Linked DNA regions of Homo sapiens: region 1 is linked to region 2. Evidence: chromatin loops called from intact Hi-C (ENCODE). Cell type or tissue: OCI-LY7. All regions are shown on one strand. Each heading gives the region's core, and the rest is flanking DNA. Links, peaks and the distances in the headings are about the cores only. Region 1 has its middle 18 kb from the start of ANTXRL. Region 2 has its middle 51 kb from the start of MSMB.

Region 1 (15,560 bases), core at 7,134-15,133, 170 kb before region 2:
TTCCCTCTCCCCATTTAATCATCTGAAAAGCACAAACTATATTTCTCATGTGTATATATCATTCTCCCACGTATCCATTCCAGGTTCCCAAGGGAACGCCACACATCCTAGTTGCTCAGGCACCAGGCTGTCGGGGCCACCTAAGTCATACCTAGACTCTTAAACATTTTCTGTCCAGAAGTGGCACACATTACTTCTGTTAACATTCCATTGGTCAATCAAAACCTGCCACAAACATGGCAGGGAGCGCAGCCCTTCCCTTAAATGGAAAGGGACAATGATGGACAGTAATACAGTCTTCCTCCATATAGTCATTAAGATAATGTGGTATGGATGCTATCAATATAAGCCAATAGATAGAGATTGGCAGCCTGGCCAACGTGGTGAAACCTAGTCTGTACTAAAAATACAAAAATTAGCCAGGCGCAGTGTGTATGTGAAGAACTTTGTGTATGTGTCAGATGAGTCTAGGTTATCTTCTGGTTACCCCCTTCCCTCTCCCAATTTAATCATCTGAAAAGCACAAACTATATTTCTCATGTGTATATATCATTCTCCCACGTATCCACCCCAGGTTCCCAAGGAACGCTGCACATCCTAGTGCCTGTAATCCCAGCCACTCGGGAGACTGAGGCATTATAATCGCTTGAACCTGGGAGGCAGAGGTTGCAGTGAGTTGAGATGGTGCCACTGCACTACACAGCCTGGGCAACAGAGAAAGACTCCATCTCAAAATAAATAAATAAATAAAAACAGATTCAAATCTATATGGAACTTGAAACACAAGTAGTGACGAGATCAATAGGCAAAAGATGGAATTTTCCACAAATGGAGCTGGGACAATTTGTTAGCTTCATGGCAAAAAATGAAATCAAATATCTGGCACAAATCACACTTATAAATTAATTCTAGGTAGAATCAAGACTTCAATGTGAAAGGCAAATCTTTAAAACTTGTAAAATAAAATGTATTTCACCTCTAACGGAAGAAATTCTTAAGATATAAAACAGAGCAAATCTTAAAGTTTAAGAAAATGACAACACTTTGGGAGGCTGAGGCGGGTTGATCACGAGGTCAGGAGTTCAAGACAAGCCTGGCCAAGATGGTGAAACCTCATCTCTACTAAAAATACAAAAATTAGCTGGGCGTGGTGGGGGTTGCCTGTAATTCCAGCTACTTGGGAGGCTGAGGCAGAGAATTGTTTGAACCCGGGAGGCAGAGGTTGCAGTGAGCCGAGATCACACCACTGCACTCCAGCCTGGGCAACAGAGAGAGACTCTGTCTCAAAACAAAACAAAGCAAACAAACAAACAAAAACCACCACTACCACCACCATCACCACCAACAACAAAAAAACAAAAGAAAAAGAAAAATGACAAACAACTGGATTAAAATGAACAACTTTTGCTTTACTAAGAGACAACAAATAGAGTGAAAAAACAAGCCACACCATGGAAGAAGATATTTGCAACAATTGATAAACGATTAGTATTCAGAATTTAAAGAATATGAATGAATCAATACGCAAAAGATAAACACCCAAATCAGAGAATGGACACACAGGCATGAGCAGGCACTTCACAAAGGAGGAAACAGGAATGACCCAAAATCATGAGAACAGATGAACAACTGTTTAGTAATTAGGAAACTGCAAATTAAGACAATACTTTTGTCTATTGATTAGATGTCAAAACATAATTAAAAATAAAATAAAATAAAATATGGCACTACCAAGGGTCACGAAGGATGTGAAGCAGGAAAACCTAATATGCTTTCAGAGGAATTACACCAACTCTACCCATTCTAAAATACCACTTATTTAAAATAATCCATTGTTTTAAACACCACTCCAAAGCAAGACAGAAACCCCCCAAAGTCCACTAACCCAGTGCTTTTTATCACTTGTAATTTTTTGTTTTTTTTTTTGGAGGAAGAGTCTCACTCAGGCTGGAATGCAATGGCACAATCTTGCAATCTACAACCTCCGCCTCACAGATTCAAGTGATTCTTCTGCCTCAGCCTCCCGAGTAGTTGGGATTACAGATGTGCACCACCACACCTGGCTAATTTTTGTATTTTTAGTAGAGATGGGGTTTCACCATGCTGGCCAGGCAGCTCTCAAAATCCTGACCTCAAGTCATCTGCTGGCCTCAGCTTCCCAAAGTGCAGAGATTACAGGCATGAGTTACCCTTCCTGGCTATCACTTGTAATTTTTGTGTCAAATACATTGAAAGATCTATTTTAGACTTATTGAAGAAGAATTTTTAATCATATATCACTTCTGCATACAAAAATGAAGAAAATAAAATTAAGGTATTTCTAACTATCACAGTCTAACTTTTCTGAGTCCAACTTGAATCCCATCATCAGTACCCACGTTTTTCCACACACTGTAACGTCTCTGCCATTCAAAGCATTTGTCATACAGTAGTTTTGACACTGGGATGTGAACTCATCCACACTTCTGCCCTAGAGAGAGGGCCTGTGTTCCCTCCCATTGACTCTTGGCAGCTGTGACTGCTTGGACCAATAGAGTACAGTGGAAGTGACACTGTGTGACTTCCAAGGTGATATCATAAAAGTCTACAATTTCTGCCTTGCTCACTGAAAATACTCACTCTTGGACCTCTGGGCCACCTGTAAAAGCCCAAGCATCCTGAAGCTGCCATGCTGGGAGGAAGCCCAGGTCACACAGGGAGGCTACATGCAGGGTCTCCATTCGCAGTCCCAGCTGAGCCCAGCTTTTGAGCCCTCCTGCCCAGGAGCCACACTTGTGAGTGGAGCAGCCTCCAGATAATTCCAGTGCCCAATCCTTCAAGTCATGTTGGGCTGCTCAAGCCTTCCCATCTGGGGCCCCAGACACGAGGAGCCCTTCCCACTCTGCCCCGAGTGCCTGATCCTCAGAACCTGTGAGCATAATAAAATGGGCCTGCTCTGTGTCCCTAAATGAAGGTGGTCTGGTGCACAGCAGTAGAGAACCGGAATGTCCCTCATTCACAAAGACTCTGGCAACACTGCAGTTTCCGTCTCCTTCCAGATCTGCTACCCCCTGGGGGACTTCAGTGTCACACAAATGACCTGTCACTGCCAACACTCTGGCCTCCCAGTCCTTGACCTCCTCACCCACAGCAATGTCCTCACCTAGGTCACCTGGGCTAACTCTTCCAGTAAACAAATGGCAGGGTCTGGGGGTTTTAAGGGACACTATGAGGGCTGTTGTAAGGGAAATGGAGGCTTCCTCTTGTGGCCCCTCCAAAGGTCCTGTGCCTCCCCCTGGTGTTGTCAACATGCAGGACACTGGGAAGAGCTGCAGGTCACAAAGTCACCATGTCAACCTTCCTGTTAATCACAACAGGGAATTCATAACAGAGTTGGGGTGGGAGGTGGGGAACTGGCATCACTCACCCTGGCTTCTGAGCCAGTGCCTCCGGCTTTTCACCAGTACTTGATTCCTTCTCAGCGCAAATATGCGGATGTCTTTTGTCACCTACTCCACAGATGGCGACACTGTCTTGCCACTCACCTCAGACAAGTGAGTGCTGCTTTGAGCCCCAAAGGGAGGCCTGATGAGCTGAGCCATAGGGAGCTCCAGGGAGCTGAAGGGCTCCCAGAGACCTTGGTTGGGAGCCTGACAGCACATGGAGAAGGCCGGTCAGGGCAACTCACAGTACCCACCCTGACCTTAGCCCCGGATCCCCTGCATCCTCCTACCCATGGCTGCAAGGTTACCTGCAGGCCCCTGTGCTCCAGAATTTCTCAGCCTCCCCGTTCACACTCCCCTGCCCTCCCTCTACCCTGCCTCCTTCCCTGGGAGGTGGCTGTGAAGATTCCTGGGGTGCAGGGGCTGGCAGGGTGGGAGTGTGTGTCCTGTGAACACACACCTGTGCTGGCTGCTGCTCTGTGCCTGTTCCTCCTGCCCTGGCCAGTGAAGGAGGGAGACAGGGTCAGAGCCAGTGGTGAGAGTCATGGGGCTTTAGTGCAGGGATGCTGGCAGGCCCAGACAGGGGAGTCCCTGTGTGGGGTTCTGAGCTCCAGGCCAGGCTGGGAAACTGGTGGGAGGGAGGTAGGAGGAGCAAGCTCAGGTGGCTTGAGGTGGCCTAGAGAGGTGCCCAGACCTAGCAGGGTGCACTGCAGAGTTCCTGTTTGGCGGGAGATGAGGGCACTTCCAATGCACATGCCCAGAACTGGGCCCAGAGGAGGTGAAGTGCAAGAGAGAGGTGAGGATACTGAGGACTGGATGGGGGCCTGGACCCTATTTGCAGCTTCGAGGGGATACAAGGTGGGCTGCCACATCTTGAGCTAGGGGGAGGCTTGGATCTGTGTGTCCTGCGCTGTGGGTTTGGCAGAGAGACTGGAGTGGGTGTGAGGTGGTAAAAAGCAAGTCTATTGGGGAGGACTGTGGCGGGTGACCCAGAAGGGGAGTGGGGTTTGGGCATGGCCAGAGGAAGGCCAGGCCATGGCCTCTTCTGGGTATGGATGGGTCTGGCCTTCTCCCCTCCTGAGCTGGGCAGGCAGGGCTCTTAGAGCTCCGGCCATGGCAGGGACTGTCTGCCCGCAGTGGGAAGCCATCCTTCAGGGTCCATGCTCTGCTCAGCCTTGCTGTGCAGGCTCAGCCTGTCACATTGGATTAGCCTGACCCTAAGTCCCCAGCCTGTCCCAGTCCTGCCACCAGAGCCAGTCCTGGCTGCCCCAGCCCATTCTGTCTGCTTTAACAGCAGCTGACAGGCCACATCCCCCAGCCAGTCTGCAGATCAGTGTTCAGCCCCTGCATGCACAGCCGTCAGGGCTGCCTCTCCAGCTTTTGGTCTTTTTGTTTCAAGGGCACAGGAAGTCAAGGAGTCCAGGCAGTCTAATTAAGCAGATTTGGTATTTCCTGTACCAGGGTAAAGAGAGAGGAAGAAACTGAGTCAGGGTCAGGGGTCTGGGGCTGTGAGGTCTGGGTGCAGGGCTGGGGGCTTAGCAGGATGACTTTTCCCAAATGCAGCCCTCCCTGTTAAAGGACGGAGTGCCCAACACAAGAGAGTCCTTCTTGGGTTAGAGTTTGGATTAGAGTTAGAGTTAGAGTGTTAGAGTTGAGTTAGAGTTTAGAGTTAGAGTTAGAGTTAGAGTTAGAGTTAGAGTTAGAGTTAGAGTTAGAGTTAGAGTTAGAGTTAGAGTTAGAGTTAGAGTTAGAGTTAGAGTTAGAGTTAGAGTTAGAGTTAGAGTTAGAGTTAGAGTTAGAGTTAGAGTTAGAGTTAGAGTTAGAGTTAGAGTTAGAGTTAGAGTTAGAGTTAGAGTTAGAGTTAGAGTTAGAGTTAGAGTTAGAGTTAGAGTTAGAGTTAGAGTTAGAGTTAGAGTTAGAGTTAGAGTTAGAGTTAGAGTTAGAGTTAGAGTTAGAGTTAGAGTTAGAGTTAGAGTTAGAGTTAGAGTTAGAGTTAGAGTTAGAGTTAGAGTTAGAGTTAGAGTTAGAGTTAGAGTTAGAGTTAGAGTTAGAGTTAGAGTTAGAGTTAGAGTTAGAGTTAGAGTTAGAGTTAGAGTTAGAGTTAGAGTTAGAGTTAGAGTTAGAGTTAGAGTTAGAGTTAGAGTTAGAGTTAGAGTTAGAGTTAGAGTTAGAGTTAGAGTTAGAGTTAGAGTTAGAGTTAGAGTTAGAGTTAGAGTTAGGAATGTCAACCCCATTGTCAGTGACTGACTCTCAGTTGCCCATCCCCGGTTCAGGGTTAGGGTTAGGGTTAGGAATATCGGCCCCATTGCAGTTCCTGACTCACAGTTGCTCATCCATGGGAAGCTCCCACTGTCACCAGAGATGGTCTAAGTGGGGCCCTGGTGAGATTCCCCAGGCCTACATTCTCTGGAACTAGGATGAGATCAGAAGGCCTGTCATCTATGGTCAACGTCACAGTAAGGAATGAGCAGGACAGAGCCCTTGCTTGGCCCCCTCCTCCATCCCCGAGGCCTTGCACAGTGAGCAGTGGCTCCCAGAGAGCTTGAGAGGTAATTTTTAGCAGTCCACGTCTTTCCACGTCAACCACTTTTTTGGAGTTTTTTCAGGAAGAAAATAAAAGAGGGTCTCGACAAACTTCAGAAAATGGTGCCTGAAGGACACATATTCATGCAGGCAGGGTTTAGAAATGTATACACCCCTTGAGCTCCAAGAATCGATTCTAGTTGACAAGGTCTTAGAGCATCAGTGGGAACATTTCACTGTCCAGGCTCAATATTTCTTCATTTTCTTGCAGGCAATTCGGCAGATGGAAAATTTCAACTCCAGGTTTAAGCACCTGCCGTCCCCATGGTGGTCCCATAGGTGGAACAGAGCTGGGCGTGAGCCTCAGAGAGCTCTGTGTGCAGACTCTGCAAGGCCACACCTGCCCTGCCTCTTGGAGCAAGTTGCTCACCTGTTCTGAGGTCCAGGTCCCTCCCTGGTGCAATGAGCATAGTAAGCCCTCGCCCCATGGAGTTCTGAGAACTGTGTGGGATCCTGCGTGTGCAGTTCTGGTGCTGATAACCCTGAGGTGCTTGCCCTCCAGCTGGGCTGTGTGAAAAGGAAAAGAGAAGAGCCAAGGGGTTTTCCCCCTTGCACACACCTTAGTCTTCCTCCTCCCTTCCTCATTTCCCCTCTGAGTGACTTGCATCCCTTGACTGTGTCTCAGATGATGCAGAAGGCTGTCCACAGCTGCCGACCCCCTCCCCACAGTGTGCCTGCAACTCTTGTCAGGAAAAGGCATGGTTGGTGGGGAAAGGCATTGAGGTGGATGTGGGGTCCCCTGCCCAGGTACCACTTACCTGGAATCCTGTACTCCTGGGCCCAGAGATGCTGGCAGGGCTGCCCGCAGGCTCTGCCCACAGGAGAGCCAAGCTGCTCCTCCCCCTACCCATGGGACAGGCCTGTGCTTGTGGAGTCCTGGCTGCAGCTGCCCTCAGGCAGAGGTGGTGCAGGCTGCTAGTGGGTGAGGGTTCAGGCAGCCTGGTGAGAAGGAGCCTGCCCCTCTCAGCTCCTCTTTTGTAAAATGGGTGCTGGGCTGAGACCTCCCTCACTCTAAGGGTCTCTGTGTAGCAGGTGCTTGGCTCTTGGCAGCCTCTCCCCTGGAGGATGAGATGGGGGCACCTGGACATGCCCTGGAGTGATCAGTGCTGTGGGCCCAGCAGCCCGCAGGGGTCCTGGAGTGTTGGGCTAATCAGACCCAACACCATATCGTGGGAGTGATGAAGTCTGGTGGAGTCAAAGGAATGAGAAAAAGACAGTTTGAGAGAGAAAGTGGGACCAGTGGGCCATCACAAGTGTGGAGGCTGCAAAGGCCCTGAGCTCTGGGAGCCCATGCTGTTTATTGGTGCTCAAACAAAAAACAGGTGGTGAGGATGTGGGGGTTGAAAGGAAACAGTGTATCAAGTGAATGAGAAACATACAGCTGCTTGAGATAACGGAAGTGCTAGAAGCAAGGAGCCAGCAAGTCTAGCAGACATGCAAGCCCTGCCTCAGCTTCTCTCCCAACACTCAGCTTTTCTCCCAATACAGGAACTTTTGGAGGTCACTTCTGGGGCCTTTGCTGAGCAGGCCACTCCTTGCTTCTCCTGCAGATGACAAGGTTTCCAGCATGATTATTGCTATGACTGATGGAACAATGATGAAACATCCATCTTTGGACACTCTCAAAGAAGTGAGTTCAGTTCGTATTTATCAGCATTTTGCTCCCTGTATTTTGGTAATTAATACTCAATGCCTTCTTTCCCTTAAGCTGAAAGGGCTCGGAGCCTGGGGGCCACCATTTATACCGTGGGTATGGCTGATTATAGGAAAGACCCAGTAATTCCAAACAGGTTAACCAGGCACCAATATAGAGCCTTGTGGTCAGGTTAGGGTTAGAGTATGGAAAGGTGTCCCAGACAGCTTTCCTAGGGCCACCCCAAGAAGGGTCATCTAATCTGCCTCAAGTGAGTTGGGCCACCCTATGACTACTGCAGAAATGACAGCATGTCATATAAATCCTACTAAACCAGAGGGGAGGGTGGAAGAGCTCCCCACTCCCTGAGAGTGGGCTGCTGGCTGGAGAAGGCTGTGGCCCTCAGAGCCTGGTATTCTGCTGCCTCCAAAGCATGGGGGCAGGACGCTCTCCCTTGGGCTGGGGATCTGCTGCATGCTCACCCCTGGGCTGGGAGTCCAAACCAGCTCTGCTCTCTGTAGATAACAGCAATGGCAGGCGGTCCGGACCATGTGTTTGCAGTGGAGGATGGCTTCAAGGCCCTGAGAAGCACTGTTGATGCTGTGAGTGAGTGGAGGTGAGGGGCTGGGGGTCTGGCTCCTGTGGCCAGAAGCTCACTCTCCCTGCCCTGCCCCACCCCTCCTGTGTTCCACCTCATGTCAAAGACCTGTCTTGAAGTGACGTCTGTGGAGCCTTCCTCTGAGTGTGTAGGAAGTGAGAACTGCGGAGGCCCTGCGGTTGCCAAAGGGTGGTGTGCACTAGTGCATGCGTGTATGGAGTGTGTGCATTTGTTTGGTATGTGTGGGGGAGGATGTGTGTGGGGAGTGTGTGAGTGTGGTGTGTGTATGTGGTGTGTATGTGTTTGGTGTGTGTGGTATGTGTGTATGTAATTTGTGTGGGTGCAGTATGTATAGTATGTGTGGGAAGTTGTGCTGTGGGAGGCTTGAAGTGTGTGAAGTCTGCGGGGAGGGTAATATGTGGTCTGTGTGTTGTGTAAACGTGTGTGTGATCTGTATGTGAGGTGTGTATATGTGCTGTGAGTGTGGTGTGTGTGGGGTGTGCATGAGTGATGCATCTGTGTGTGTTGTGTTGTGGGTGTATGTGGTGTGGGAGCTGAGGAGGGTATGTGTTGTATGTGTGTGGGGGTGTGAGTGTGTGTAGGGGGCATATATGCATGTGTGTGTGGTGTGTGTGGGGTATGCGCAGAGTGTGTGGCATAAGCTGGGGTGCTGTGGAAGTGTGTGGGAAGGGTACCTGGTGCGTGGTGTCTAGTGTGTGAGTTTGTTGTGTGGAGGAGTTGGGAGTGTACTACTTGTGTGTGTGGTGTGTGTGTATGGGATGTGTGGTGTGTGTTTGCTGTTTGTGGAGTATGTGTGTTTACTATTTATGTGTGTCTGTGGTGTGTGTGTGTACAGTGGGACTAGAGTGTTTGGGCGTGTTGTGTGTGTCATATGTGGGTGTCTACATGGGGATATCTTGTGCGTGTGGCATGTAGGGAAGGAAATGGTGTGATGGCATGTATGTATATTTTGTGTGTGCATTCAGTGGGTGGTGGGTGTGTGTGCCATGGCTGTGTGTGTATGGTGTATGTATACGTGTTTGCTGTTTATGTTGTGTGTGTGGGGTGTGCTGGGTGTGTGTTGGGGGAGTGGAGAGTGTGTGGTGCGTGTGTGATGTGTGTGGTGTGTGTGTGGGATGTGTGGTGTGTCTTTGGTATTTTTGCTGTATGTGTGTTTGCGATTTATGTGTGTGTGTGGTGTGTGGGTGTGTGTGCTTCGGGCGTGTTGTGTGTGGTGTGATGTGTGTGGTATGGGGTGGGTTAAGTGTGTGGTGCAGTGTGCATGGGTGAGTGGGTGTGGATGTGTGGCCCACATGGGTGTGAATGTGAGTGTCTATTGCTGTGGGGGGAATATGCAGGGGTGATGGTGTGAGTACCTGTGTACAATTAGTGTGTTGTTAGCTCACAACAATAAGTTTAACTCTAAAGCAAGAAAAGACATGTGTGAGAAGTTCTCAGGGAAACACCAGCAAATGGCATGGAACAGCAGCTAACCCAGACCACAGGGCAGGAGCAGCCAGGGCTCCTCCCAGGAAGGCCAGGCAGGTGCAGAAGGTGAAATATCTGTATAATTTACCACATCAACAAAACGGGAAACAGGGACCAAGCGGTTATCTCAGGGGATGAAGAACAAGAAGTGGGGGCGTCAACATCCCACAGCACCCTGTGAGCAGAAGGAAACCTCCATAGCCCAACAAAGGCATCCGCACAAACACCCTCAGCTCACCTCAATCCCACAGGATCAGTCCCAGCATCTGTCCCTACTGTCTGGAATGTGGCAAGGGTGACTTCTTGCCATCTGGGGTCCCGGCATGGGTGGTGACATTGTGTGGTCCTCTGTGATGACCCGTCTGTCCTGACCTCCGCCTGCACACGCTGGGACTCCGCATGGCCGGCATTTACGCAACTACCGCTGCTGGAGAGGAAGAGAGCCTTGGGTGACTCTCTTCCATGGGGACAGCACGAGGCTGGGTGCCGCTGGCCCCAGAGCAGCAGCTGGGCTCTGGCTTCCCAGTTCCTCACTGCAGGGTGCCCTGTCAGTAGGCTGTGGGGACCGACACACGGTCCATGTCTGAGCTCTGCTCTCCATGGGCACACGACCAGAGCAAATAGTCCAATGTCAGCGAGCTCCAGAGGTGCCTCCCATGAACAGAAAGGACGCTGTCAGGCCTGTCGTGAGTCCCTAGGCACTGGGCTGTGCAGGGACTGGCACAGGGCTGGGAGCTGGTAGGACCCAGGAACAGGAGCTGTGCTGACACTTCTACGATTGGTCCTGGGCTCTGTCCCCGACACCGCCTCTCCCCGATGCAGAGCTGAGGGTGGGGATAGAGTAGAGAGCTCCCCTCCCCCTCAGGGTCTCTTTCTGCTGCTCCTGATTTAAAGCTGCTCAGCCATGCAGCCAGTGTGACAGCTGTGCTCTGATGATGTCCCCTGGAGATGCACAGGCTGTGGCGTCTGAGCAGCCCTGTCAACCTGTCAACCCCAGGTGGGGATGTGAGTTGTAACTCCTCCCTGGAGGCAGCTGAGTCGAGGTGACAGGTGCCCTCTGCCCACCAGCTCGGCCCTCTGCCTCTGCCCACCAGCTTGGCCCTCTGCCTCTGCCCATGTGGCCCGCAGTCACAGCCCTGACCTGTCAGCTGTTGGCTGAGTTGTGCAAAGCTGCCCCACATGGAGGGTGACAGTCACAGGAGGGAAAGGCCAAGGCAGGAGCCTGGAACTCAAATGCAACAGAATGAGCCCTCTCAGCAGGCTGTCACCAAGAAACCAGGAGGGCTCCAGGGAGCCCAGGAAGGAGGCCAGGGAGGGAGGCACACAGCCCAGACTCCCTCATTCAGGCCTGGGCCTCCTATCCAGCCTGGGAGAGGCCTCTGGTGGCCTCACTGCTCCAGGCCCATCCTGAGCCCATCCCCCACACATGGCTGGAGGGTTTTGACAGGCATCTCCCTCTCCAGCCTGGCAGGTGTCTGAGGCTCTTAGCAGAACCCCCAGGCCCTCCAGGGGCCGCTCCCTGTTCTGGGCACCTTGTGCAGAGGTGGGACCAGGTGGAGCACAGGCACTCTGCAAGCCTTGCCTCACCTCGAAGGGCCGAGCCCACCTGTCCTTCACAGCCCTGTTCATAGGGCACCTCATCCTGGAAGCCTTTCCTGATGACCAGCCCCTCTGACTCCCTGCAACCAAGGGCTTGGTCTGTCCCTCTCATCAGTCACTTGTCACCCAGGGTGTATCATGATTTCCGGTTGTCTATGTCCAAGTATAATTTTCTTCTTTAGTTCTTTGGTTTTCTTCCAACCTTTATTGTTGAAATTTTCAAACCTATAGGTGAGTGGAAAGGATTGTGCAATGAACACAAACACACCTCTATCCACCACTGGGATTTTACAATGAATGTTTGCCCATGCTCCTTTGTCTGTCCTTCTCCCTCTCTTTTCATCCATCCACCTTGCAAAAAAAAAAAACAATGTTTGCAATACATAGAATATGTAGTCCTAACACAGCTTAGAATGTAATTTGCAACCACCCTGATCGTGAAGCTTTGGGGCAGCCCTCAGTCCTGCTCAGGGTGGCCGAGTTGGGCTGACCAAGGGGCGCAGGCCACAGGCCCAGTTGCTCCCTCCCGGGCACACTGAGCTCAGGTCCGACTGGCCAGGGCCCTTTGGACACCTGAGCAAGGAAGATGTTGAGAATGCTGCCTGATAGCATCAGATTTGGAAGCAGCTGTTGTCTGCCTTAGCGGTAGGAGAGCACCCAATGCTTACCCTGAGTGGGGCCAGGTCTGGTTGCTCAGCACAGGGCACCAAGCTGGCCTTTCCTGCTCTCTCACAGCCTCAGTGCCCCCACCAGGCCCAGGGTTTTCTGAGGACAGCATAGTATCCATCAAGTGGGTGCCCACAAGGGCTGGGCTGGCACCTTGAGCAGGAGGAGCAGGCCAGGCCCAGCCGGCTGATGTCAGCAGTCAGTGTGTGGGGCCTTGAAGTGAGGCAGGCCTGGGAGCTCCTCATCTGAGGAGCATGGTTCCCTAGGTCCCAGCCAGGAGCTGACACGGAGAAACACAAACCCACTGAGGCCTGCATTTCCCATTTCCTAAGAAAGCTAGAAATCTGGATATTTAGGGGAAATGTTCAGGCTTTCAACTGTGAGCCCCCATTTTTGAAAATACTTGAAAGCCTCAGAAAGTATGTCAGCAGGCCAGCTTCACCGACAGCCTGCCTTGAAGGTGTGACGCTGCAGGAAAGCAGGAAGCAGGGTTCAGAGGAAGCTTTCCTCGGGTGCATGGACTGGGGGCACCCCAGGCATCAGCAGGGATTGGAATGCGTGGGGCCTGGGCCAGGAGGCAGGGGTGGAGGCCAATGCCCTTGGCAGCTGCAGACCTGCGGTCTGCTGACTCCTGAGGCCAGCCCCACCTGCCCTGTGTCCCCTGTGGTGTTTGTCTCAGGGCAGGAGCCACAGTGGTGGAAGGACACACTCCCTGAGCCTCAGGGTGGGTGCCCTGTGGTCCTTGCTGGATCAGGAAGAGCAGGAGATGAGGAGTTACCTGTAGGTCTCTGGAATCGCAGCTAAAACAGGACTTCTGTGATGGATTGCCCTGAGCAGGGTCGTAGGTGCCTCACCTGTCCTACCCGAGTCCTGGCCCTGCCCCTGCCCCTGTGGGTGTCCTGCCTGCCACAGGCACACAGAAAGACAGGGAGGAGAGACCCCGAGTGTTCAGCAGCCCTGAAGGAGGCATCAAGGCCTGGGTGCCCAGCTGAGGCATGAGACATGGTGTCTTCAGGCAGCCTTGTGGCTCCACTTACACCTTACATCAGGGAGGGCCTGGCTGAGTGCACCGCCTGTACCCCTGGGGCCTGAGGGAGCACCACAGATTTCAGGGCAGGAATAGTACTCTGAGCCTGCCCTGTGCAAGGACCAAGGCCTTTCCTGAGCGTGTTGGTTCAGGGATGGTAGGGAGAGGGTCCTTGAGTGTGCTCAAGGCCCAGCTGCCTCCCCCTGGACCCTCAGTGACACCAGATGAAGATTTGACCCAGTGGACACATAGATGTTGGTCAGACACTGCTCCTTCCTTACAGGAGTATCTGCAAGTTGAGTTTTGGGGGAGGATCTCCAGGAACAGGGAGGTCAGAGGAGAGGCAGCCCTCCACTCTTCCACATTCAACCTTTTGAATGCTGTCCTTGCAGAATCCTACCATGTGGTTATTCATGGAAATGGCTTTCAGAATCTAAAGAAACGGGATGAAGTTATTTGCAGATTTATCTTCAGTGAAAGCACTATCATTGGTAAGTTGTCTCCTCGGTGCCTCTGAGTCACGTATTTCCCACACAATGCTGCCTTTTCCCACAGCCAGCCAAGCCTCCCAGCCCTTGCCAACCATTCCCTGTGGACCCTGTGGGGTTAGAGGCCATGAAGACAAGTGGAAGGAGGCACTGGGAAGGCCGGCCACCCCTCCCTTCATCTGCCAAGTGGGGAAGTAAAAAATCCACCTGTGCCTCAAGAGCATCTTAGACGAGGGCTTCCCCCTCAGTGAGGCTGGGTTTAGGACTGGGTCTGTGATCACAGCTGCATCTGCCCACCTTAGCCTCAGTTTCCCCTTCCCTTGAGAGCCCAGGACCCAAAGCCCACAAGGCTGCTCCTGGGAAATGTTGGCAACCCCGGAGGTCTGAGTCTGGCTGGCCAGGTGCACCAGTAGCTTGCCCAGAGGGGTATGTTTACCTTGCACTGAGGGAGGATGCCAGCCTGTAGGCCTGGGCCCTGGAATCCTGGCTCAGGCACACATTGCCTGTGTCACCTTGACCAGATGAGTGTTCTACTCTGAGCCTCTATTTTCTCAATTTAACATGGAGCTAATATGGTGCTGGTTGTGTATTCTGTAACTGAAATGCTTGGGACCACAAATATTTTAGTTTTTAGATTTTTTTCAGGTTTTGGAATGTGTGCATTATGCTTATGTTTCAGCATCCCTAATCCTAAAATTTGAAATCTGAAATTCTCTAATGAGCATTTCTTTCAAACATCATGTTGGTGCTCAAGAAGTGTCAGATTTTGAAGCATTTTGGGTGTGGATTTTCATATTATAGATGGTCAGCCACAGTTGTACCTAACTAAGCAAAATCACATGTGTAGAGCAGTTGGTTCATGGAAAGGCTATAGCATTTGTTTGAAAGTCCCCTATTATTTGGCAATAATTAGGCATCAGGAGACCTCTGTGATGGTGGAATGGCCTGAGGAAGCGCATAGTCCAGGCAGACACTGTGCCCTGGGTGCTGGGGGTAGGGTGTGCTCTTCCCCACTGAGGGCCTGGGGTGCAGTTGGATTTTTGGATCCTCCTTGATCTTCCCAGGTGGCCCCTTGATACATTCATTTGATCTGATGATAGTATGTTCACTGAAATCTAATTCCAGGGCCATATGGTAATCCCAGGATGACTTCTCTTCCTCCAAGAGGCTTCTTGGCCATTTTCCTCCTTTCTGTGGGTACATAGGAAGGGGCTGAGCCTGTCATCCCCACATTCCCACTCATCAGCATTGTGTGGATGGTCTCAGGGAATTTGGTTTTCATTGGGTTATACCTTCTCGGGAGTGTCTTAGGGACTGAGCAGCCCCTTTCTAAGGAAAGCTAATGCTTATTGAGCACTTAAATCAGATTTTGTGCCAAGTGCCTTATGCACACTATCTCCCTGAATCCTCAAAGCCGACTTACAGAAATTCTTTTGTATGTGTCAACCTAAATAACAAACAGACAAGGGCTCTTTACAAGAAAATGATGTTCATCTGAGAATAGGGCATCACAGTGGGAATACGCATGCCATAGTAAACTACATGCATATTCAGGAAGGTTAGATTTTACAGGAGATGTGAGAAGGATTACATAATTGTTTGAGTTAGTTCTTCTTGGCTACTAAGATCAATAATAATAGAGGTGACCCCAATGTGAGGTTGCATGGGCAATTGCGGGTCAGATGTCCTTGCAGAAGTATTTTTGAGTAAGGTTGCAATGGTCTTTGCAAAGGTTGTAGTTTGGTAGAGATTTGTGATAGTTTTTGTTATCAGGTATACAAGCATGTGAATCTTCTCTTCATAAACTTCCCCAATTCAGCTTGCCAGGATTTTTTTGTTGTTTTTTTAACATGTTAACTCCATTTTGATTCTGAGAACTTTCACAATTTCTCCCTTTTGATCAAGATCTTTCTGCAAACACCTCACTAATCAATCATTCTGTAATTAGGTTTTGACTGTCCCTGGATAATGGGATGGGCCTGTCCTGGTTGCAGGTCTTGGTCCATTTTGGAGGGAGCAATTGGCAACTTGGAGTAAGTGTCAATCCCTTTTAGTC
Region 2 (12,640 bases), core at 719-8,718:
ACCTGTAGTCTCAGGTAGTGTTGGTGTGCACCTGTAGTCTCAGGTACTCGGGAGGCTGAGGCACGAGAATGTCTTGAACCCAGGAAGCAGAGGTTGCAGTAAGCCAAGATCGCACCACTGCCCTCCAGCCTGGGCAACAGAGTGAGACCATGTCTCAAAAAAAAAAAAAAAAAAAAAAAGCAGCAATAAAAACTGGCTATATACTTTCAAAAAGAGACATATCTAATACATAAGGACATAAAAAAGTTTAACATAAAAGGATGGGAAAAGATAACGGAGATATGGCCGGGATGCTGGGGAAACCAAAAGGAAGTGGGAGTCTTCAGCACAGAGAAAGTGTGACCAGGGGTTAAGAGGATCAGTTCCTAATCAGCTGCATTTTCCAGGAAGCCATAACAATTCTAAACTTGCATGCACCTAATAAAATAAAACAAAAAAACATAAACTATAAACTGAACAACTTTATAACAAGGCATGCTAATAAATGTTCAAATTCCTAGAAAAATATGTCATATGAATTGACAGAAATAGAAACACTAAATAAGTGTTAGGGCCGGGCATGGTGGCTCATGGCTGTAATCCCAGCACTTTGGGATCCAAGGCAGGCTGATCACTTGAGATCAGGAGTTCAAGACCAGCCTGGGCAACATGGTGAAACCCTGTCTCTACTAAAAATACAAAAATTAACCAGGCCTGGTGGCACGCCCCTGTAATCTCAGCTACTCTGGAGGCTGAGGCAGGAGAATCGCTTGAGCCTGGGAAGCAGAGGTTGCAGTAAGCCAAGACCATGCCACTGCACTCCAGCCTGGGCGACAAAGTGAGTCTCCATCTCAAAAATAATAATAATAATAATAATCATCATCATCATCATCAATAAATAAGTGTTAGTCTGCTCTGGGTGTCATAAGAAAATACCACAGGCTGGGGGACTTAAACAATAAAAATTTATTTGCTACCAATCCTGGAGGCTGAAAGTCTATGATCAAGGTGCCACCAGGATTGGTCTCTGATGAGACTCCTCTTCTTGGCTTGCAAACAGAGACCTTCTCATGGAGTTGTCACATGGCCTTTGCTCTGTGCATGCTTGAAGAGAAAACTCTGGCGTCTCTTTCTCTTCTTGTAAGGACATCAGTCCTATTTGATGAAGGCCTTACTCTTATGACCTCATTTAACCTTAATTACCTCCTTAACGCCCCATGTCCTAATACAGTCACATCACCAGTTAGGGCTTCAACATACCCATTTTGGGGGAGACAGAATTAGTAACATCCAGGAACTATTAAATTATATCATTTTAAAGTCTTCCCAAAAGAAAACACAAGGATGATATCATACCAGATATTCAAAGAGCAGATTATATTTATCATGTTCAAAGTCTTTCCTAGGAGAAAGAGCAAACCTCCAGGTGCATTTTATGAGTCTCTTATGACCTAATACCAAAAACAAATAAGGACAGCACAGAAATTGGAAAGCATGGACCCATCTCTCTCATGATCATAGATAAACAAAAAGTTCTAAATTATGACTAAACTCTAGCATGTTTTAAAATATGGTGGCCAAGTTAGGTTTATTTATAGCATTTTAAAATTGGTTTTGCATGCATTAATGTATCTAAACATACTAAATTTAGGTTACTGGACAGAAATACATGTTCATCACAAAATACCAGAAAAAGCATTTAGATAGAATTCAACACTCATTTGTGACTTGTAGCAAACCAAGATTAGTAGAGAAACTTTCTAATCTGATAAAGAATTTCTACCAAAAGCCTTCAATGAATATTATTAATTGTGATGTTAGAAACATTCTCTTTAAAATCAAGAGTGCCTCCTTCACTAGTCAACATTGGATTGGAGAACTAGTCAGCACAATTCTTATTCTTTTAAAAAATATATATATATAAAATTATAAATTAAAAATTATAATTAAATTTTTTTAAAAAAATTAAATGTTATTGTAATCAAATATTAAGAAGTTTTTGAGGGAGAGGACACTTGATGAGCTGATTCTAAAATTTATGTCAAAGAGCAAATAGCCAACAATTACCAGAAAAAAAAAAAGGTGAATGATTAACCGTATTGTGTGAAGACTTGCTGTAGAACTTTGTGTATGTGTCAGATGAGTCTAGGTTATCTTCTGGTTACCCCCTTCCCTCTCCCCATTTAATCATCTGAAAAGCACAAACTATATTTCTCATGTGTATATATCATTCTCCCACGTATCCATCCCAGGTTCCCAAGGGAACGCCATACATCCTAGTTGCTCAGGCACCAGGCTGTTGGGGCCACCTGAGTCATACCTAGACTCTTAAACATTTTCTGTCCAGAAGTGGCACACATTACTTCTGTTAACATTCCATTGGTCAATCAAAACCTGCCACAAACATGGCAGGAAGCACAGTCCTTCCCTTAAATGGAAACGGACAGTTATGGACAGTAATACAGTCTTGCCCCATATAGTCATTAAGATAATGTGGTATGGATGCTATCAATATAAGCCAATAGATAAAGAGATTGGCAGCCTGGCCAACATGGCGAAACCTAGTCTGTGCTAAAAATACAAAAATTAGCCAGGTGCAGTGTGGTGAGTGCCTATAATCCCAGCTACTCAAGCATTATAATCGCTTGAACCTGGGAGGCAGAGGTTGCAGTGAGCTGAGATGGTGGCACTGTACTACACAGCCTGGGCAACAGAGAGAGACTCCATCTCAAAATAAATAAATAAATAAAAACAGATTCAAATCTATATGGAACTTGAAACACAAGTAGTGACAAGATCAATGGGGAAAAGATGGAATTTTCCACAAATGAAGCTGGGACAATTTGTTATCTACATGGCAAAAAATGAAATCAAACATCTGGCACAAATCACACTTATAAATTAATTCTAGGTAGAATCAAGACTTCAATGTGAAAGGCAAATCTTTAAAACTTGTAAAACAAAATGTATTTCACCTGTAACAGGGAAGAAATTCTTAAGATACAAAACAGCAAATCTTAAAGTTTAAGAAAACTTAAAGCACTTTGGGAGGCCGAGGCGGGTTGATCACGAGGTCAGGAGTTCAAGACCAGCCTGGCCAAGATGGTGAAACCCCATCTCTACTAAAAATACAAAAATTAGCTGGGCGTGGTGGCGGGCACCTGTAATTCCAGCTACTTGGGAGGCTGAGGCAGAGAATTGCTTGAACCCAGGAGGCAGAGGTTGCAGTGAGCCGAGATCACACCACTGCACTCCAGCCTGGGCAACAGAGTGGGACTCTAGGCAACAGAGTGAGATTCTGTCTCAAAACAAAACAAAACAAAACAAAACAATAAAACAAACAAAAAATACCAACAACAAAAGAAAAAAGAAAAAGAAAATGACAAACAACTGGATTAAAATGAACACCTTTTGCTTTACTAAGAGACAACAAATAGAGTGAAAGAACAAGCCACACCATGCAAGAAGATATTTGCAACAATTGATAAAGGATTAGTATTCAGAATTTAAAGAATGTGAATGAATCAATGTGCAAAAGACAAACACCCAAATCAAGAATGGACACAGAGGCATGAATAGGCACTTCACAAAGGAGGGAACATGAATGACCCAAAATCCTGTGAACAGATGAACAACCCTTTAGTAATTAGGAAACTGCAAATTAAGTCAATACTTTTGTCTATTGATTAGACATCAAAACATAATTAGAAATCAAAAAATATAAAATATGGCACTACCAAGAGTCATGAAGGATGTGAAGAAAGAAAACCTAATATGCTTTCGGAGGAATTACACCAACTTTACCCATTCTAAAATACCACTTGTTTAAAATGATCCATTATTTTAAACACCACTCCAAAGCAAGACAAAAAACCCCCAAAGTCCACTAACCCAGTGCTTTTTACTACTTGTAATTTTTTTTTTTTTTTTGAGAAAGAGTCTTAGGCTGGAATGCAGTGGCGCAATCTTGCAATCTGCAACCTCTGCCTCCCAGATTCAAGTGATTTTTCTGCCTCAGCCTCCCAAGTAGTTGGGATTACAGATGTGCACCACCACGCCTGGCTAATTTTTGTATTTTTAGTAGAGATGGGGCTTCACCATGCTGGCCAGGCAGCTCTCAAAATCCTGACCTTAAGTCATCTGCCAGCCTCAGCCTCCCAAAGTGCTGAGATTACAGGCATGAGCCACCCTGCCTGGCTATCACTTGTAATTTTTCTGTTAAATATGTTGAAAGATCTATTTTAGACTTATTGAAGAAAGATTTTTAATCATATATCACTTCTGCATACAAAAATGAAGAAAATAAAATTAAGGTATTTCTAACTATCACAGTCTAACTTTCCTGAGTCCAACTTGAATCCCATCATCAGTGCCCACATTTTTCCACACATCTCTGCCATTCAAAGCGTTGGTCATACAGCAGTTTTGACACTGGGATATGAACTCATCCACACTCCTGCCCTAGAGAGGGGGCCTGTGTTCTCTCCCATTGACTTTTGGCAGCTGTGACTGCTTGGACCAATAGAGTACAGTGGAAGTGACACTATGTGACTTCCAAGGTGATATCATAAAAGGCTCTACAATTTCTACCTTGCTCACTGGAAATACTCACTCTTGGAGCTCTGGGCCACCTGTAAAAACCCAAGAACCCTGAAGCTGCCATGCTGGGAGGAAGCCCAGGTCATACGAGGAGGCTACATGCAGGGTCTCCATTCACAGTCCCAGCTGAGCCCAGCTTTTGGGCCCTCCTGCCCAGGAGCCACACTTGTGAGTGGAGCAGCCTCCAGATAATTCCAGTGCCCAATCCTTCAAGTCATGGGGCCCCAGACATGAGGAGCCCTCCTAACTCGCCCTGAGTGCCTCATCCTCAGAACCTGTGAGCGTAATAAAATGGGCCTGTTCTGTGTCTCTAAATGTAGGTGGTCTGTTACACAGCAGTAGAGAACCGGAATGTCCCTCATTCACAAAGACTCTGGCAACACCACAGTTTCCATCTCCTTTCAGATCTGCCATCTCCTGGGGGACTTCAGTGTCACACAAATAACCTCCCATTGCCAACACTCTGGCCTCCCAGTCCTTGACCTCCTCATCCACAGCAATGTCCTCACCTAAGTCACCTGGGCTAACTCTTCCAGTGAACAAATGGCAGGGTCTAGTGGTTTTAAGGGACCCTGTGAGGGCTGTTATAAGGGAAATGGAGGCTTCCTCTTGTAGCCCCTCCACAGGTCCTGTGCCTCCCCCTGGTGTTGTCAACATGCAGGACATTGGGAAGAGCTGCAGTTCGCAAAGTCACCATGTCAGCCTTCCTGTCAATCACAATAGGGAATTCATAACAGAGTTGGGGTGGGAGGTGGGGAATTGGCATCACTCACCCTGGCTTCTGAGCTGGTGCCTCCGGCTTTTCACCAGTACTTGATTCTGTCTCAGCCCAAATAAGCGGATGTCCTTCGTCACCTACTCCACGGACAGCAACACCGTCTTGCCGGCTCACCTCAGACAAGTGAGTGCTGCTTTGAGCCCTAAAGGGAGGCCTGATGAACTGAGCCAGAGGGACCTCCAGGGAGCTGAGGGGCTCCCAGAGACCTTGGCTGGGAGCCTGACAGCACACAGGGCAGGCCGGTCAGGGCAACTCACAGTACCCACCCTGACCTTAGCCCCGGCTCCCCTGCATCCTCCTACCCATGGCTGCAAGGTTACCTGCAGGCCCCTGTGCTCCAGAAGTTCTCAGCCTCCCTACTTCACACTCCCCTGCCCTCTCTCTGCCCTGCCTCCTTCCCTGGGAGGTGGCTGTGAGGATTCCCGGGGTGCAGGGGCTGGCAGGGCGGGGGTGTGTGTCCTTTGAACACACACCTTTGCTGGCTGCTGCTCTGTGCCTGTTCCCCCTGCCCTGACCAGTGCAGGAGGGAGACAGTGTCAGAGCCGGTGGTGAGAGTCGTGCGACTTTAGCGCAGGGATGCTGGCAGGCCCAGACGGGAGTCCCTGGATGGGGTTCTGAGCTCCAGGCCAGGCTGGGAAACTGGAGGGAGGTAGGAGGAGCAAGCTCAGGTGGCTTGAGGTGGCCTAGAGAGGTGCCCAGGCCCAGCAGGGTACATTGCAGAGTTCCTGTTTGGCGGGAGGTGAGAGCGCTTCCAATGCACATGCCCAGAACTGGGCCCACAGAAGTTGAAGCGCAGGAGAGAGGTGAGGACACTGAGTACTGGATGGGGGCCTGGACCCCACTTGCAGCTTCAAGGGGATACAGGGTGGGCTGCCGCATCTTGAGCTAGGGGGAGGCTTGGATCTGTGTGTCCTGCGCTGTGGGTTTGGCAGAGAGACTGGAGTGGGTGTGAGGTGGTAAAAAGCAAGTCTATGGGGGAGGACTGTGGCGGGTGACCCAGACGGGGAGCCGGGTTTGGGCATGGCCTCTTCTGGGTATGGATGGACCTGGCCTCCTCCCCTCCTGAGCTGGGCAGGCAGGGCTCTCAGAGCTCCGGCCATGGCAGGGACTCTCTGCCCGCAGTGGGAAGCCAGCCTTCAGGGTCCATGCTCTGCCCAGCCTTGCTGTGCAGGCTCAGCCTGTCACATTGGATTAGCCTGACCCTAAGTCCCCAGCCTGTCCCAGTCCTGCCACCAGAGCCAGTTCTGGCTGCCCCAGCCCATTTTGTCTGTTTTAACAGCAGCTGACAGGCTATATCCCCCAGCCAGTCTGCAGATCAGTGTTCAGACCGTGCATGCACAGCCATCAGGGCTGCCTCTCCAGCCTTTGGTCTTTTTGTTTCAAGGGCACAGGAAGTCAAAGAGGCCAGGCAGTCTAATTAAGCAGATTTGGTATTTCCTGTAGCAGGGTAAAGAGAGAGGAGGAAACTGAATCAGGTTCAGGAGTCTAGGGCCATGGGGGCTGGGTGTAGGGTTGGGGGCTTAGCAGGATGACTTTTCCCAAATGCAGCCCTACCTGTTAAAGGATCGAGTGTCCAACACAAGAGAACCCTTGTTAGGGTTACGGTTTGGGTTAGAGTTAGAGTTAGAGTTAGAGTTAGGAATGTCAACCCCATTGTCAGTGGCAGACTCTCAGTTGCCCATCCCCGGTTCAGGGTTAGGGTTAGCATGAAGATTAGAGTTAGAGTTAGAGTTAGGAATGTCAACCCCATTGTCAGTCGCTGACTCTCAGTTGCCCATTCCTGGTTCTGGCTTAGGGTTAGGGTTAGGAATGTCGGCCCCATTGCAGTTGCTGACTCACAGTTGCTCATCCATCGGAAGCTCCCACTGTCACCAGAGATGGTCTAAGTGGGGCCCTGGTGAGATTCCCCAGGCCTGCATTCCCTGGAACTGGGATGAGATCACAAGGCCTGAAGTCTATGGTCAATGTCACAGTGAGGAATGAGCAGGGCAGAGCCCTTGCTTGGCCTCCTCCTCCATCCAGGAGGCCTTGCACAGTTAACAGTGGCACCCAGAGAGCTTGGGAGCTAATTTTTAACAGTCCATGTCTTTCCACGTCAACCACCTTTTTGGAGTTTTTTAAGGAAGAAAATAAAAGAGGGTCTCGACAAGCTTCAGAAAATGGTGCCTGAAGGACACACGTCCATGCAGGCAGGATTTAGAAATGTATACCACCCTTGAGCTCCAAGAATCGATTCTAGTTGACAAGGTCTTAGAGCATCAGTGGGAACATTTCACTGTCCAGGCTAGATATTTCTTCATTTTCTTGCAGGCAATTCGGCAGTTAGAAAATTTCAACTCCAGGTTTAAGCACCTGCTGTCCCCATGGTGGTCCTGTAGGGGGAACAGAGCTGGGCGTGAGCCTCAGAGAGCTCTGTGTGCAGACTCTGCAAGGCCACACCTGCCCTGCCTCTTGGAGCAAGTTGCTCACCTGCTCTGAGCTCCAGGTCCCTCCCTGGTGCAATGAGCATAGTAAGCCCTCGCCCCATGGAGTTCTGAGAACTGTGTGGGATCCTGCGTGTGCAGTTCTGGTGCTCATAACCCTGAGGTGCTTGCCCTCCAGCTGGGCTGTGTGAAAAGGACAAGAGAAGAGCCAAGGAGTTTGCCCCCTTGCACACACCTTAGTCTTCCTCCTCCCTTCCTCGTTTCCCCTCTGAGTGACTTGCATCCCTTGAGTGTGTCTCAGATGATGCAGAAGGCTGTCCACAGCCGCTGACTCCCCTCCCCACTGTGTGCCTGCAGCTCTTGTCAGGAAAAGGCAGGGTTGGTGGGGAAAGGCGTTGAGGTGGCCGTGGGGTCTCCCGCCCCGGTGCCACTGACCCGGAGTCCTGTATTCCTGGTCCCAGAGATGCCGGTAGGGCTGCCCACAGGCTCTGCCCACAGGAGAGCCCAGTTGCTCCTCCCCCTGCCTGTGCGACAGGCCTGTGCTTGTGGAGTCCTGGCTGGAGCTGCCCTCAGGCAGAGGTAGTGCAGGCTGCTAGCGGGTGAGGGTTCAGACAGCCTGATGAGAAGGGGCCTCCCCCTCTCAGCTCCTCCTTTGTAAAATGGGTGCTGGGCTGAGACCTCCCTCACTCTAGGGGTCTCTGGGTAGCAGGTGCTTGGCTCTTGGCAGCCTCTCCCCTGGAGGATGAGGTGGAGGCACCTGGACATGCCCTGGAGTGATCAGTGCTACAGGCCCAGCATCCCACAGGGGTCCCGGAGTGTTGGGGTGATCAGACCCAACACCAGATCGTGGGAGCGACAAAGTCTGGCGGAGTCAAAGGAATGAGAAAAAGACAGTTTGAGAGAGACAGTGGGACCAGGGGGCCACCGCAAGTGTGGAGGCTGCAAAGGCCCTGAGCTTTGCGAGCCCATGCTGTTTATTGGTGCTCAAACAAAGAACCCGTGAGGATGTGGGGGTTGAAAGGAAACAGTGTATCAAGTGAATGAGAAACATACAGCTGCTTGAGATAATGGGAGTGCTAAAAGCAAGGAGCCAGCAAGTCTAGCAAACATGCAAGCCCTGCCCCAGCTTTTCTCCCAACACTCAGCTCTTCTCCCAACACAAGAGCTTTTGGAGGTCACTTCTGGGGCCTTTGCTAAGCAGGCCACTCCTTGCTTCTCCTGCAGACAACAAGGTTTCCAGCATGATTATTGCAATGACCAATGGAACAATGATGAAACATCCATTTTTGGACACTCTCAAAGAAGTGAGTTCAGTTCATATTTATCAGCATTTTGCTTCATGTATTTTGGTAATTAATACTCAATGCCTTCTTTCCCTTATGCTGAAAGGGCTTAGAGCCTGGGGGCCACCATTTACACCCTGGGTGTGGCTGATTATAGGAAAGACCCAGTAATTCCAAACAGGTTAACCAGGCACCAATATGGAGCCTTGTGATCAGGTTAGGGTTAGAGTAGGGAAAGGCATCCCAGGTGGCTTTTCCAGGGCCACCCTGGGAAGGGTCATCTAATCTGCCCCAAGTGAGTTGGGCCACCCCATGACTATTGCAGAAATGACACGTGTCGTATAAATCCCACCACACCAGAGGGGAGGGCGGAAGACACTCCCTGAGAGTGGGCTGCTGGCTGGAGAAAGCTGTGGCCCTCAGAGCCTGGCATTCTGCTGCCCCCAAAGCATGGGAGCAGGACGCTGTCCTCTGGGCTGGGGGTCTGCTGCATCCTCACCCCTGGGCTGGGGGTCCAAGCTAGCTCTGCTCTCTGTAGATAACAGCAATGGCAGGCATTCCGGACCATGTGTTTGCAGTGGAGAATGGCTTCAAGGCCCTGAGAAGCACCATTGATGCCGTGAGTGGGTGGAGATGAGGGGCTGGGGGCCTGGCTCACTCTCCCTGCCCCGCCCCACCCCTCCTGTGTTCCAGCTCACGTCAAAGACCTGTCTTGATGTGACATCGGTGGAGCCTTCCTCTGCGTGTGTAGGAGGTGAGAGCTGCGGAGGCCCTGGGGTAGCCAAAGGGTGGTGTGCACTAGTGCATGTGTGTATGGAGTGTGTGCATTTGTTTGGTATGTGTGGGGGAGGATGTGTGTGGGGAGTGTGTGAGTGTGGTGTGTGTATGTGGTGTGTATGTGTTTGGTGTGTGTGGTATGTGTGTATGTAGTTTGTGTGGGTGCAGTATGTGTAGTATGTGTGGGAAGTTGTGCTGTGGGAAGCTTGATGTGTGTGAAGTCTGTGGGGGAGGGTAATATGTGGTCTGTGTGTTGTGTAAATGTGTATGTGATCTGTGTGTGGGGTGTGTATATGTGCTGTGAGTGTGGTGTGTGTGGGGTGTGCATGAGTGATGCATCTGTGTGTGTTGTATTGTGGGTGTATGTGGTGTGGGAGCCGAGGAGGTATGTGCTGTATATGTGTGGGGGTGTGAGTGTGTGTAGGGGGCATATATGCATGCGTGTGTGGGTTATGTGCAGAGTATGTGGCATAAGCTGGGGTGCTGTGGAAGTGTGTGGGAAGGGTACCTGGTGTGTGGTGTCTAGTGTGTGTTTGTTGTGTGGAGGAGTCGGGAGTGGACTGCTTGTGTGTGGTGTGTGTGTATGGGATGTGTGGTGTGTGTTTGCTGTTTGTGGTGTATATGTGTTTACTATTTATGTGTGTCTGTGGTGTGTGTGTGTACAGTGGGACTAGAGTGTTTGGGCGTGTTGTGTGTGTCATTTGTGGGTGTCTACATGGGGATATCTTGTGCGTGTGGCATGTAGGGAAGGAAATGGTGTAATGGCATGTATGTATAGTTTGTGTGTGCATTCAGTGGGAGGTGGGTGTGTGTGCCATGGCTGTGTGTGTATGGTGTCTGTATATGTGTTTGCTGTTTATGTTGTGTGTGTGGGGTGTGCTGGGTGTGTGTTGGGGGAGTGGGGAGTGTGTGGTGCATGTGTGATGTGTGTGGTGTGTGTATGGGATGTTTGGTGTGTCTTTGGTATTTTTGGTGTATGTGTGTTTGCTATTTATGTATGTGTGTGGTGTGTGGGTGTGTGTGCTTCGGGTGTGTGGTGTGTGGTGTGATGTGTGTGGTATAGGGTGGGTTGAGTGTGTTTGTGGTCCAGTGTGCATGGGTGGGTGGGTGTGGATGTGTGGCCCACATGAGTGTGAATGTGAGTGTCTATTGGTGTGGGGGGAGTATGCAGAGGTGGCAGTGTGAGTACTTGTGTACAATTAGTGTGTTGTTACCTCACAACAATAAGTTTAACCCTAAAGCAAGAAAAGACATGTGTGAGAAGCTCACAGGAAAACACTAGCAAATGGCATGGAGCAGCAGCTAACCCAGACCACAGGGCAGGAGCAGCCAGGGCTCCTCCCAGGAAGGCCAGGCAGGTGCAGAAGGTGAAATAGCTGTGAAATTTACCACATCAACAAAACGGGAAACAGGAACCAAGCGGTTATCTCAGAGGATGAAGAACAAGAAGTGGGGGCGTCAACATGCCACAGCACCCTGGGAGCAGAAGGAAACCTCCATAGCCCGACAAAGGTGTCCACACAAACACCCTCGGCTCACCTCAGTCCCACAAGATCAATCCCAGCATCTGTCCCTACTGTCTGGAATTAAGGGTGACCTCATGCCATCTGGGTACCCAGCATGGGTGGTGACAGCCTTGTGTGGTCCTCTGTGATGACCCCTGTCTGTCCTGATCTCCACCTGTGCGCACTGGGACTCCGCATGGCCGGCATTTATGCAAATGCGGCTGCTGGAGAGGAAGAGAGCCCTGGGTGTCCTCCCTCCATGGGGACAGCACGAGACTGGGTGCTGCTGGCCCAGAGCAGCAGCTGGGTTCTGGCCTCCCAGTTCCTCACTGCAGGGTGCCCTGGCAGTAGGCTGTGAGGACAGACACACCGTCCATGTCAGCTCTGCTCTCCATGGGCACACGACCAGGAGCAAATTGTCCAATGTCAGCGAGCTCCAGAGGTGCCTCCCATGAACAGAAAGGATGCTGTCAGGCCTGTCGTGAGTCCCAGGGCACTGAGCTGTGCAGGGACTGGCACAGGGCTGGGAGCTGGTAGGTCCCAGAAACAGGAGCTGTGCTGACACTTCCATGATTGGTCCTGGGCTCTGACCCCACTCACCTCTCCCCGATGCAGAGCTGAGGATGGGGGTGGAGTAGAGAGAGCTCCCCTCCCACTTGGGGTCTCTTTCTGCTGCTCCTGGTTTAAAGCTGCTCAGTCGTGCAGCCAGTGTGCTAGCTGTGCTCCTCTGACGATGTCCCCTGGACATGCACAGGCTGTGGCGTCTGAGCAGTCCTGTCAACCCCAGGTGAGGATGTGAGTCGTCACTCTTCCCTGGTGGCAGCTGAGTTGAGGTGACAGGTGCCCTCTGCCCACCAGCTCAGCCCTCTGCCTCTGCTCACGTGGCCCGGCAGTCACAGCCCTGACCTGTCAGCTGTTGGCTGACTTGGGCAAAGCTGCCCCACATGGAGGGTGACAGTCACAGCAGGGAAAGGCCAAGGCAGGAACCTGGAACCTAAATGCAACAGAATAAGCCCTCTCAGCAGGCTGCCACCAAGAAACCAGGAGGGCTCCAGGGAGCCCAGGAAGGAGGCCAGGGAGGGAGGCACGCAGCCCAGACTCCCCCATTCAGTCCTAGGCCTCATATGCAGCCTGGCAGAGGCCTCTGCTGGGCTCACTGCTCCAGGCCAGTCCTGAGCCCATCCCCCACACATGGCTGGAGGGTTTTGGCAGGAGCCTCCCTTCTAAGCCTGGCAGGTGTCTGAGGCTCTTAGCAGAACCCCCAGGCCCTCCAGGAGCCACTTCCTGTTCTGGGCG

The links. A loop is a pair of places that touch in the nucleus more often than their neighbours do. Peaks named below come from ENCODE experiments on the same cell type or tissue, not always from the same donor. Only the 100,000 strongest peaks of a DNase experiment are listed, where the experiment ranks them.
Region 1: a loop joins it to region 2, with 2.2 times the contacts of the local background. A loop is called at or near these places in 2 of 110 quality-filtered maps.

What each region holds. Positions count from the first base shown.
Region 1 is chr10:46,261,457-46,277,016 of GRCh38, reverse strand. It overlaps the pseudogene ANTXRLP1. Among named protein-coding and RNA genes, the nearest start is that of ANTXRL, 18 kb to the left of the region's middle. RefSeq lists enhancers at 3,325-4,194, 4,195-5,064, 10,000-10,665. In OCI-LY7, for the core only: no CTCF peak of the experiment used is centred there; DNase peaks (open chromatin) are centred at 7,326, 8,376, 9,736 and 10,636; H3K4me3 peaks cover 3,494 bases; H3K27ac peaks cover 4,551 bases.
Region 2 is chr10:46,091,247-46,103,886 of GRCh38, reverse strand. No RefSeq gene overlaps it. Among named protein-coding and RNA genes, the nearest start is that of MSMB, 51 kb to the right of the region's middle. RefSeq lists enhancers at 6,514-6,808, 6,534-6,828 and a silencer at 12,054-12,348. In OCI-LY7, for the core only: a CTCF peak has its summit at 5,222 (motif pointing left); DNase peaks (open chromatin) are centred at 6,756 and 7,709; H3K4me3 peaks cover 1,133 bases; H3K27ac peaks cover 3,029 bases.